Linked DNA regions of Homo sapiens: region 2 is linked to region 1. A link is a loop called in an ENCODE intact Hi-C map of the cell type or tissue named here. Cell type or tissue: A673. All regions are shown on one strand.

Region 1 (5,000 bases):
TGCTGAGAAAATATTTGCTGAATGAATAACAGAGGGTTGATAACCTTTCAAAATCACTGGTTTTTGCAAAGGGTTACTACAGCCACTGCAACCACATCTACCTGTAGAAACAAAATAAAATCAACATGGTGGCACTTTTGGGGCTGCGGAGCTGACCCCATAAGGTTTTCTTATCTTAAGCCTTGTACTGCTTATTGAAGTGGAGGGGAGAGAGAATGGAGGTGCTATCAGGGCAACTCATGACAGAGGTGGGGCCTGGAGGAGAGGAAATGGAGGGCAGAGGGCGGGGGTGTTAACAGGAAATTCCTGTGGGGACCCAGCGGGTGGGACTATTGCCAGGAACTTCATTTAGTTCTGACCTGGAACTGTGGACCAGGGTCCCTTCCTGACTCAAATGCCCATAGGCTGGAGGGAGGGAGGGAGTCTGACCCTATGCCACCCTCTCCCCCTGCCAAAAACATTCCATAGCAATGCAGGACATGTCAAAAGCCATTCTTGACTAAAGGCCACGCACACGATGAGGGAATAAATGCTATAGGCGTTCAGATGAACAGGAGATCACTGTGGCCGGAAGTGGTCAGAGATGGTAAGAAGTGGGATTCAGGTTGGCCTTATGTGATGGGAGAGATTTGCATATGTGGAGAAAAAGGAGCATAGGCAGGAGATAGAGCCCGAACAAAGCACGAAAGTAGAAAAGTACAGCATGTGCCTCTGAGGCCAGCGGTTCTTGGCAAACTCAGGAAAATGAGTAGTCAGAGAAAAGGTGAGACGGGGAGGCTGGGGTCAAGCCCAAGAGATCCATTAATGTCAAGTTAAATTGTTTTTGATTCATCCGTGTTGGATACAGTGAGTTCTAGATTTCTCTTCGAAGAATCAGTATGTCAGTATGTTCAGTTCTTTGTCCTCCATTTTAAAGTTTAACTTCCTCATAGTTTCAGTAAACAACCTTTTCCACCAGTTTTAATCAGTAGTTCACATCTGTTCCCCTGGTCACCTGCTCCGTCCTGACTCATCCCGGTCACCTGCTTTAACCTGAGTCACTCCTGGTCACCTGCTCTGACCTAAGTCACCTTTAGTTACCTGTTCCGTAACTGTCTTTCCCGCCAAACTGCTCACCCCACCACTCTGGCTCATACGCCTGCTCTCTTTAAAATAGTCAATCGGAATTAGCTTAGACTATGCGGTCCAACCCTAGCCAATAGGGGAGCAACACAGCTGTAGGGGCTACCTGCATCAGAAATAAGAACCCCTTCCCCTCCCTTGTTCAGGTGTGCTTTTGCCATTACTCCATCCGTGAGTCGCACCCTTCTATAGAAGTAAAAATTGCCTTGCTGAGAAAATTAAATTTATGTTCGAGTGCTATTTCTTTGTGGCACCGAGGAACAAGCATTTTGCCTCTAACAATCGTATATTTATAAGTACTACCTACATATGAAGTAATGAACAAATGAATAACTCATTATAAAAAAGAACAGAGGGTGAACAGGAAGGAAGGAGATGGCTCCTCTGCTGTTTGAATAATTCTGTCCAATCCAGCAAGGATAAAAGGCTTTAATAGCCTCCCAGGTGCTCCCCTCAATGCCTCTGGGCTGGCAAGCGCCTGTGAGCTGCCATCCACAACTCTGGCAGAGGAGGTGGCCAAGCTCAGACAAAATGTGCAGTAGCTTCTGGGGCATTGAGTGAAAATCTCTAGAAATCTTCTCTCTCCTATCAGCCAATAAAGGGGTTCAACCAAGTGGGTTATCTTGGTAACTTAAGTAAAATAGGCTTTTTATCTTGGGCTAATTTGGTGGGGGGGAGGCTGAGAAGATCCCTGCCTCCAAACTGCCCACACCATTCCTTGATCCAGTGGGGTAATGCCTGGAATTTCATAATCACAGCTTCATGTCTTAGCTAGAAGCTGTGATTGCTAGCATTGAAAGCTGTCATCAGACTATTCTATTCTACCCTACTGTAAATGAAGAATCTGAAAGCAGGTTTTGACAGGAAGGCTGGAGAGGGAAAGAAAGATGTAATCTGAGTACTTAAGGTGGAAGATTGTCAGGGTCACAGGGAGTGGGAGAGACAGCAATGAGAAGAGCTGGAATCGAGACAAACCTTGCCAAGGGCAATTTTGCTGAGTTCTAGCAAGGAAGGAATCCTAAGACCAGTCAGAGTGTCCAGTTATTAACAAAAATATTTCATATACTCAGTCCGATTATGGCATCAGCCAGATGATTTAAATGACTGCATTAGGCAGCTAAATCCATAATCGTTGGCCCCGCTAACACATAGGGAACTTGGCTAATCTTAACATTAGCAGGTTGCAGCGCCTCGTCAACAGCTGCCTGCTACAGAGTGTGACTGATGCTGTTCTCAAGATCCCAAGGAGGCCCAGGGAGTTCAGGAGGATGGAAGTGTTCATTCTTATTATAAAATCCCCTGAGAACAGCAGGCTGTTTAAAGGATCAGTGTGTGGGCCATTTTTCTTCTGAGGAACTTGCCTTACAGTCTCATGCTGCATATTTCCCGGTCATAATAGTTTGGAGAAAAATATTGCTAAATGGCTGCATAAACAATTTTAATTGGCCTGGGCTCCCAAAATGTGCTATTTTTGTTCTGCTGCCAAGCTTGCTTTTTTACTAGCTAATTATGCCCAGCATTTAACTTTCGGCAAAAAAACAGGAAATAGGGCATTCATTACTCGAGTGACAACTTTTCAACAAGCCCACATTTCAACATCCATTGTGTAATTTCCTCTCCCTAGCTTACAGTTAGTTGTTCCACCAGGCCTTTGGAAACAAACAGCTCCTTCAGTGGGGGCTGGTAGGGGCTTTATTCAAGTCTAAATGCTCTCCTATCTCCAACACAGGCAGAGGGACAGGCTTCCATGAGCCACCAGTGCCTATGGGGTGGGTCTCTTTCCTTGTTTGGGCTCCTCACAGAAATCCCCCAACTGGGGTTTCTGCTGGTCTCAATTTGCTGCCAGATTGGGCTCTATCGTCAGGAGCTGGGCTGTGCTTGTTGTTTATGTGGCACCCAAGGTGCCTGGGGAGTCAGGCAACACTCAGAGGGATGCTCTCTTGTCCCTTGAGGAATCCTAAGAGACAGTGAATCCCAGTTTGTTAGGCATTAACTCCTAGAAAGTGCTGTAAAGCCATGTCTTATTATATGATCCATTTTAAATGTATTATATGATCCATTTTAAATTTATTATATGAAAACATTGTATTGTAAAGTATACAACATACCTAGAAAGTACACAGCTTATTAAGTGTATAGCTCATGAATTTTCTTTCTTTTTTCTTTCTTTTTTTTTGAGAGGTCTCTGTTGCAGGCTGGAGTGCAGTGGCATGATCTCGGCTCACTGTACCTCTGCCTCGGGGGTTCAAATGATTTTCATGCCTTAGCCTCCTGCACAGCTGGGACTACAGGCGCCTGCCACCTTGTCTGGCCAATTTTTGTATTTTTAGTAGAGATGGGGTTTCACCATGCTGGCCAGGCTAGTCTCGAACTCCTGATCTCAAGTGATCCGCCCACCTCGGCCTCTCAAAGTGTTGGGATTACAGGCGTGAGCCACCGTGCCCGGCCTCATGAGTTTTCATAAAGCAAACACCATGCGACTACCATCCAGATCAAGAATAGGTTATTACCAGCACCCCAGAACCTCCAGCACTTCAAGAGTTCCACCTAATCACTGCTTCCTCTCTCCTCCCCAAAGTAACTGCTATCCTGACTTTTAATACTATAGTTTAGTTTTAGGTGTTTAAACTTTATATAAATGAAAGTATATAATACAGTTTATGAGAGGGTATATATTTTAATATTTGGCTTATTTTGTTCCACTTTGTTTTGTTGCTTATAGCTATACTTCATTCATTTTCATTATGACAGAGAATTCTCTGTATGCGTATAACACAAGTTATCAATTTTATTACAAATGGACATTAACGATTTTATTATAAATGGACATATGGATTGTTTCCAGTTTGTGGCTGTTCTGTTTTTTTGTTTTGTTTTGTTTTGTTTTTAAGAGAAAGAGTCTCGCTCTGTGGCCATAATGCAGTGGCAAAATTATAGCTCACTGCAGCCTCCAACTCTTGGGCTCAAGGGATCCTCCCACCTCAGCCTCCCAAGTACCTACCACTACAGGTGTATGCCACCATACCTAGCTAATTTTTTGTGTTTTGTAGAGATCAGGTCTCACTATGTTGCCCAGGCTGGTCTCAATCTCCTGGCCTCAAGCAATCCTTCTGCCTTGGTCTCCCAAAGTGCTGGGATTATAGGTGTGAGCTACCACACCTGGCCCGTGGCTGTTCTAAATAATGCTGCCATAAATATTCCTGTGTGTGTATTTTAGAGTACACGCACACACATTTCTGTCGAGCGTCAACTAAAAGTGGGCTTGTGGGTCATATACACAATGTATAAACACTCAATTTTTACAGCTTCAGCAAAACTAATTTCAAAAGGGTGTATGTGAGTTGCCATTGCTCCACTTCCTAACCAACACTTGGTATTGTCAGTCTTTTAAATTTTAGCCATTTAGGTGGGTGTGTAGTGGTATCTCAGAGTTGTTTTGATTTGCTTGTCCTTGACTATTAATGAGGATGAACACTTCATATGTTTATTAATGATTGGATTTAGAATGTGATAAAGATTGAAGAACCACATGGTTGAAGTCAGAAAAATGATACTTCAATGGAAGAGGAGATTGCCTAAACGTCCACCTTCCTGAAGTTCTGGTATTGACCAATAAGGAATTATAGAACCCTCATGCTGCACTTACAGCTGTGCTAGGCAATGTGGGAGAATCAAAAAAGCCCATTACCCTATGTGCAGTTCCTTGCTGTTCTCTCTAAGCAACATATCATCCGCATCTTTCTATGTAATTAAATATCCTACAACATCATATTTAATAGCTACATTGTATTCAATCATATAAGGTATTATTATTTAGCCAATCTTCTGTGGGTTCCAATTTTTCACCATTATTGGCAATGATATGCTGAAAATTCTTG
Region 2 (5,000 bases), 110 kb before region 1:
GAGGCCAAGGCAGACGGATCACCCAAGGTCAGGAGTTCGAGACCAGCCTGGCCAACATGGTGAAACCCTGTTTCTACTAAAAATACAAAAATTAGCCGGGCATGGTGGCGGGTGCCTGTAATCCCAGCTACTCAGGAGGCTGAGGAAGGAGAATCACTTGAACCTGGGAGGCAGAGGTTGCAGTGAACCAAGATTGCGCCACTGCACTCCAGCCTGGGTGACAGGGCAAGACTCTATCTCAAAAAACAAAACAAAAAAGTAGTCACTTGTTCTAGCACTTTACAAGTAAAGCTACTCTGATGACACTGGCGCCCCAAATTAAAAATGCCTTTAGAAATGCCTTATTGAGGTGGCTCACGCCTGTAATCCCAGCACTTTGGGAGGCTAAGGTGGGTGGATCACCTGAGGTCAGGAGTTTGAGACCAGTCTGGCTAACGTGGCGAAACCCCGTCTCTACTAAAAAAAATGTAAAAATTAGGCGGGTATGGTGGTGCATGCCTGTAATCCTAGCTACTCAGGAGGCTGAGGCAGGAGAATCACTTGAACCCAGGAAGCGGAGGTTGCAGTGAGCTGAGATCACGGCACTGCACTCCAGCCTGGGCAACAGAGCAAGACTCTGTCTCAAAAAAAAAAAAAAAAAAAAGGAAGAAAGAAAGAAGGGGGGTGGGGCGCGGGTGGGGGAGAGAGAGAGAGAGAAAGAGAAAGAAAGAAAGAGAAAAAGGGGGGAGCGTGGAGGGGGGAGAGAGACAGGAAGGAAGGAAGGAAGGAAGGAAGGAAGGAAGGAAGGAAGGAAGGAAAAGAAAAAAAAGAGAACTAACTGCATTATGCATGTTGCCAAGATGCAAGCTGATCTGTTCGTAGGGTGATCTTGCATCTTGGCAATATGAATAATCATGGTCATTTCAGGCAATAAAGTATTCTGTGTATCAATTCCCCTACTAATACATACAACCACTGTGAACAATAATTTGAGAAAAATAACTTCCTTCAAGGTAACAACTAACTGCTCCATGAATTTTGGAAGGAATAAAACTTTATGTATCTCAGTTAATACATACTAGGGGAATATAAGTATAGAAGTAATCAGCTTATTCAAGATTGTTCCTATAGCTGGTCAGGATAGTATTATTTCAAGAATAATTTTCACACCTAACAGCACAACTCCCCCTATATTAATGGTTTACTCTTTGTGTGTTGATAACTTGTTTATCTTGAGAGCCTGAGAACTTGATTTAAAGGTCTCCTAAGCACCAAATCACTAGAGATGTGAAAAATGTCATGAGAAGATGTAGGTCCTGTGTTTGTTTTTTTCTTGCATAGATTTTCAGTGGATGTAGAATTTGCAAAGGAGAGAGCCCTACCCCCCACACCCCAATTCTCGTCTTTGATGCAGTGCTTCCCAAAGTAGGCAAGGACCACCAATTTCCAAATGACCTGGGGTACTTGTCAAAATGAAAATTCCTAGACTCCCCCCCAGACATTGCCTCTACATCCCAGAATCTGAAACCTAGGAACATCCATTTAAAAAACGAAACTCCCCTTTGCACATTCAAGCTTGTGAATCTCTGCTCTATAGACGTAGAGTGTACATGCTACTCATTTTCACAAAAATAAGTGCCAAAAATGTTCAAAAACATCTTCTTTTCATGGTATCTTCCTATCTTTCCTCCCAGGTAGTGCTGTGACAGTGTCTTAAGTAGGGCATGTTGATAGATGGAAAAGGACGGCAAACTCGAGGTGCTGATTCAGGAAGAAGCAGATTCCAAGATGGAAGAGAAAATATCGAGAGAAATATGCCGAGAGAAGAATCCAGGCAGAATGGAATCCAGGCAGAATGGTGAATGGAAGGTTCGGGTGACCAAGAGAAAGGAAGGGTGACTCAGCAAGTCTGTAGTTTCAGCTCTTGTATAGTACGTTATACTTGAAAAGCTGAAGCCTTTTCTCGGGGAAGAGTCAGAACGGCCTGGAGGGCTTGCTAAAGCGCTGCTGGCTGGGCCCCGCCCGCTGAATGACTAATGGAGACTCTGAGGGCCGGCTGGTAATTTGAGTTTCTAACAAGCCCTGTTTCGATGCTGGTACAGCCGATCTAGGGAAAATATTGGAACAAGGAAAAAACTAAGAAGAAATTTTAAAAAGTAATCAAAGGCGGCCAAGTGAGGTGGCTCACGCCTGTGATCCTAGCGCTTTGGGAGGCCGAGGCGGGCAGATATCTGAGGTCAGGGGTTTGAAGACCAACATGGAGAAACCACGTCTCTACTAGAAATACGAAAACTAGCCAGGCGTGGTGGCTAATGCCTGTAATCCTAACTAGTCAGGAGGCTGAGGCAGAGGAGTCGCTTGAACCCAGGAGGGGGAGGTTGCAGTGAGCCGAGATCGCGCCACTGCACTCCAGCCTGGGCAACAAAGACTCCATCTCAAAAAAAAAAAAAAAAGTAATAAAAAATGACAGTAGTGTACTGTAATATGTATGTTTTCTGCTGCTACTTTTTGTTTTGCATTTTCCTCTTAAAGAGACCAGAAGATGGCTGGGCTCAGTGGCTCATGCCTGTAATCCCAGCACTTTGGGAGGCCGAGGCAGGTGGATCACCTGAGGTCAGGAGTTTGAGACCAGCCTGGCCAATATGATGAAACCCTGTCTCTACCAAAAATACAAAAATTAGCCAGGCGTGGTGGCAGGCGCCTGTAATCCCAGCTACTCGGGAGGCTGAGGCAGGAGAACGGTTTGAACCCGGGAGGCCAAGGTTGCAGTAAGCCAAGATCACGCCATCACACTCCAGCCTGGGGGACAAGAGTGAGACTTCGTCTCCCAAAAAAAAAAAACCAAAAAGAGGGCAGAAGAGAAAAAATAGAAGGAGATATTGGACATCCTAGTCATACCCCATTTAGACTTTGCCTACAGAGGACAATGAAAGAAGGCAGCAACCTTTTCTCTGGGCCCTCCTTGTCTAAACCAAATGCAGATCTGGCAGCCCTATAGTATTGCAAGATCATATTCCTTGGCGTTCTTTGGAGCTAGAGCTGGTGGTGTTTCTCCTCGTGAATGCTGTGCTAACATCCACCTAAAGCGGAAAGAAGACAGTTCTTTAGGATAGCTAGGGCTGATTTGATGTGAGAAAAAGAAATGATGGTGTGACAAGGAATGCGTTTATGCAGCCTTTTCACAGAAAAAAAGTATAAATTATAATTAAATATTTTTAAACCTTCATTTTTAAAAAATTGCAAGAGTAATACAAGTTTATTGCAAATAATTTAGATAAGTAAATTATGCAAAACTAAAACAACAGCTCAGTGTGTTGTATAACTTTTATTGGGCTCTAATTTACCTATCATAAAATTAACCCATTTAAAGTGTACAATTAACTGGTTTTTAGTATATTTGATATTTGAGAGTAATGCAACCATTGCCATTACCTAATTTTAGGACATTTTTATCACCCCAGGAAGTAACATGTACCTCATTAGCAGTCATTCCCCATTTACCCCTCCTCCTAGCCCCTGGCTACTGCTAATCTACTTTCTCTATGAAATTGCCTATTCTGGACATTTTAGATAGCTGGAACCCTACAATATATGGCCTTTTGTGCCTGGCTTATTTCACTTATCATAGTATTTTTAAGATACATCCTTGTTTTGGCATGAATTTCATTCCTTTTTATGGCTGAATAATATTCCATTGAATAGGTATACTAGAGTTTGTTTGTCTATTCATCCATTGATAGACACTTGGGGTGTCTTCCACTTCTTGGTTGTTGTGAATAATGCTGTTGTGAATATTTGATATGGTTTGGATTTGTGTCCCCACCCAAATCTCATGTCAAATTGTGATCCCCAATGTTGGAGAAGGGGCCTAGTGGGTGGGAGGTGATTGGATCATAAGGGCAGACTTCCCTCTTGCTGTTGCTGTGATAGTGAGTTTCACGAGATCTGGTTGTTTAAAAGTGTGTAGCACTTCCACCCTCACTCTGTCTCTCCTGCTGCACCATGTGAAGATTGTGCCTGCTTCCCCTTTGCCGTCTGCCATGATGATAAGTTTCCTGAGGCCTCCCCCAGCCTGTGGAACAGTAAGCCAATTAAACCTCTTTTCTTTATAAATTACCCAGTCTCAGGTAGTTTTTTTTTTTTCAACGGAGTCTCACTCTATCACCAGCCTGTAATGCAGTGACGCGATCTCGGCTCACTGCAACCTCTGCCTCCTGGGTTCAAGTGATTCTCCTGCCTCAGCCTCCCAAGTAGCTGGGACTACAGGCACGCGCCACCATGCCTGGCTGATTTTTTTTTGTATTTTTAGTAGACACGGGGTTTCACCATGTTGGCCAGGATGGTCTTGATCTCTTGACCTCATGATCCACCTGCCTTGGCCTCCCAAAGTGTTGGGGTTACAGGTGTAAGCCACTGCACCTGGCCTCAGGTAGTTCTCTATAGCAATGAGAGAACAGACTAATGCAACATTCATGTACAAGTTTTTTGTATGAACACATGTTTTCAATTCACTAGGTATACACCTACAGTAGATTGCTAGGTTATATGGTAACTTTATGTGTAATGTTTTTGTTTTTGTTTTTGTTTTGGGATGGAGTCTCGCTCTGTTGCCCAGGCTGGAGTGCAGTGGTGTGATCTCGGTTCACTGCAGCCTCCACCTCCCGAGTTCAAGCGATTCTCCTGCCTCAAGCTCCAAAGTAGCTGGGCCTGTAGGTGCGCACCACAACGCCCGGCTAATTTTTTTTGTATTTTTAGTAGAGATGGGGTTTCATCATGTTGACCACACTGGCCTCAATCTCCTGACCTCGTGATCCGCCCTCTTCAGCCTCCCAAAGTGCTGGGATTACAGGCATGAGCCACTGTGCCTGGCCTACATGTAATATTTTGAGCAACTGCCTAAGTGTTCTCCAAAGTGGCTGCACCATATTCAGCTTTGTATGAGGTTTCAATTTCTTTACATCCTCATCAAACACTTGTTATTAGCCATGTTTGTTTGTTTGTTTGTTGTTTTTGTTTTTTTG

The links. A loop is a pair of places that touch in the nucleus more often than their neighbours do. Peaks named below come from ENCODE experiments on the same cell type or tissue, not always from the same donor. Only the 100,000 strongest peaks of a DNase experiment are listed, where the experiment ranks them.
Region 2: a loop joins it to region 1, with 5 times the contacts of the local background. A loop is called at or near these places in 2 of 110 quality-filtered maps.

Annotation. Positions count from the first base shown.
Region 1 is chr11:33,928,245-33,933,244 of GRCh38, reverse strand. No RefSeq gene overlaps it. Among named protein-coding and RNA genes, the nearest start is that of LMO2, 39 kb to the right of the region's middle. RefSeq lists a cis regulatory region at 211-360. In A673, no CTCF peak of the experiment used is centred here; a DNase peak (open chromatin) is centred at 2,564; H3K4me3 peaks cover 1,233 bases; H3K27ac peaks cover 2,747 bases.
Region 2 is chr11:34,042,049-34,047,048 of GRCh38, reverse strand. LOC101929918 (a long non-coding RNA gene) reads left to right here. Exons shown (of 3, transcript XR_931177.3): 3 at 1,674-2,462. Among named protein-coding and RNA genes, the nearest start is that of CAPRIN1, 7.2 kb to the left of the region's middle. In A673, no CTCF peak of the experiment used is centred here; DNase peaks (open chromatin) are centred at 738, 1,948 and 2,978; H3K4me3 peaks cover 1,209 bases; H3K27ac peaks cover 4,631 bases.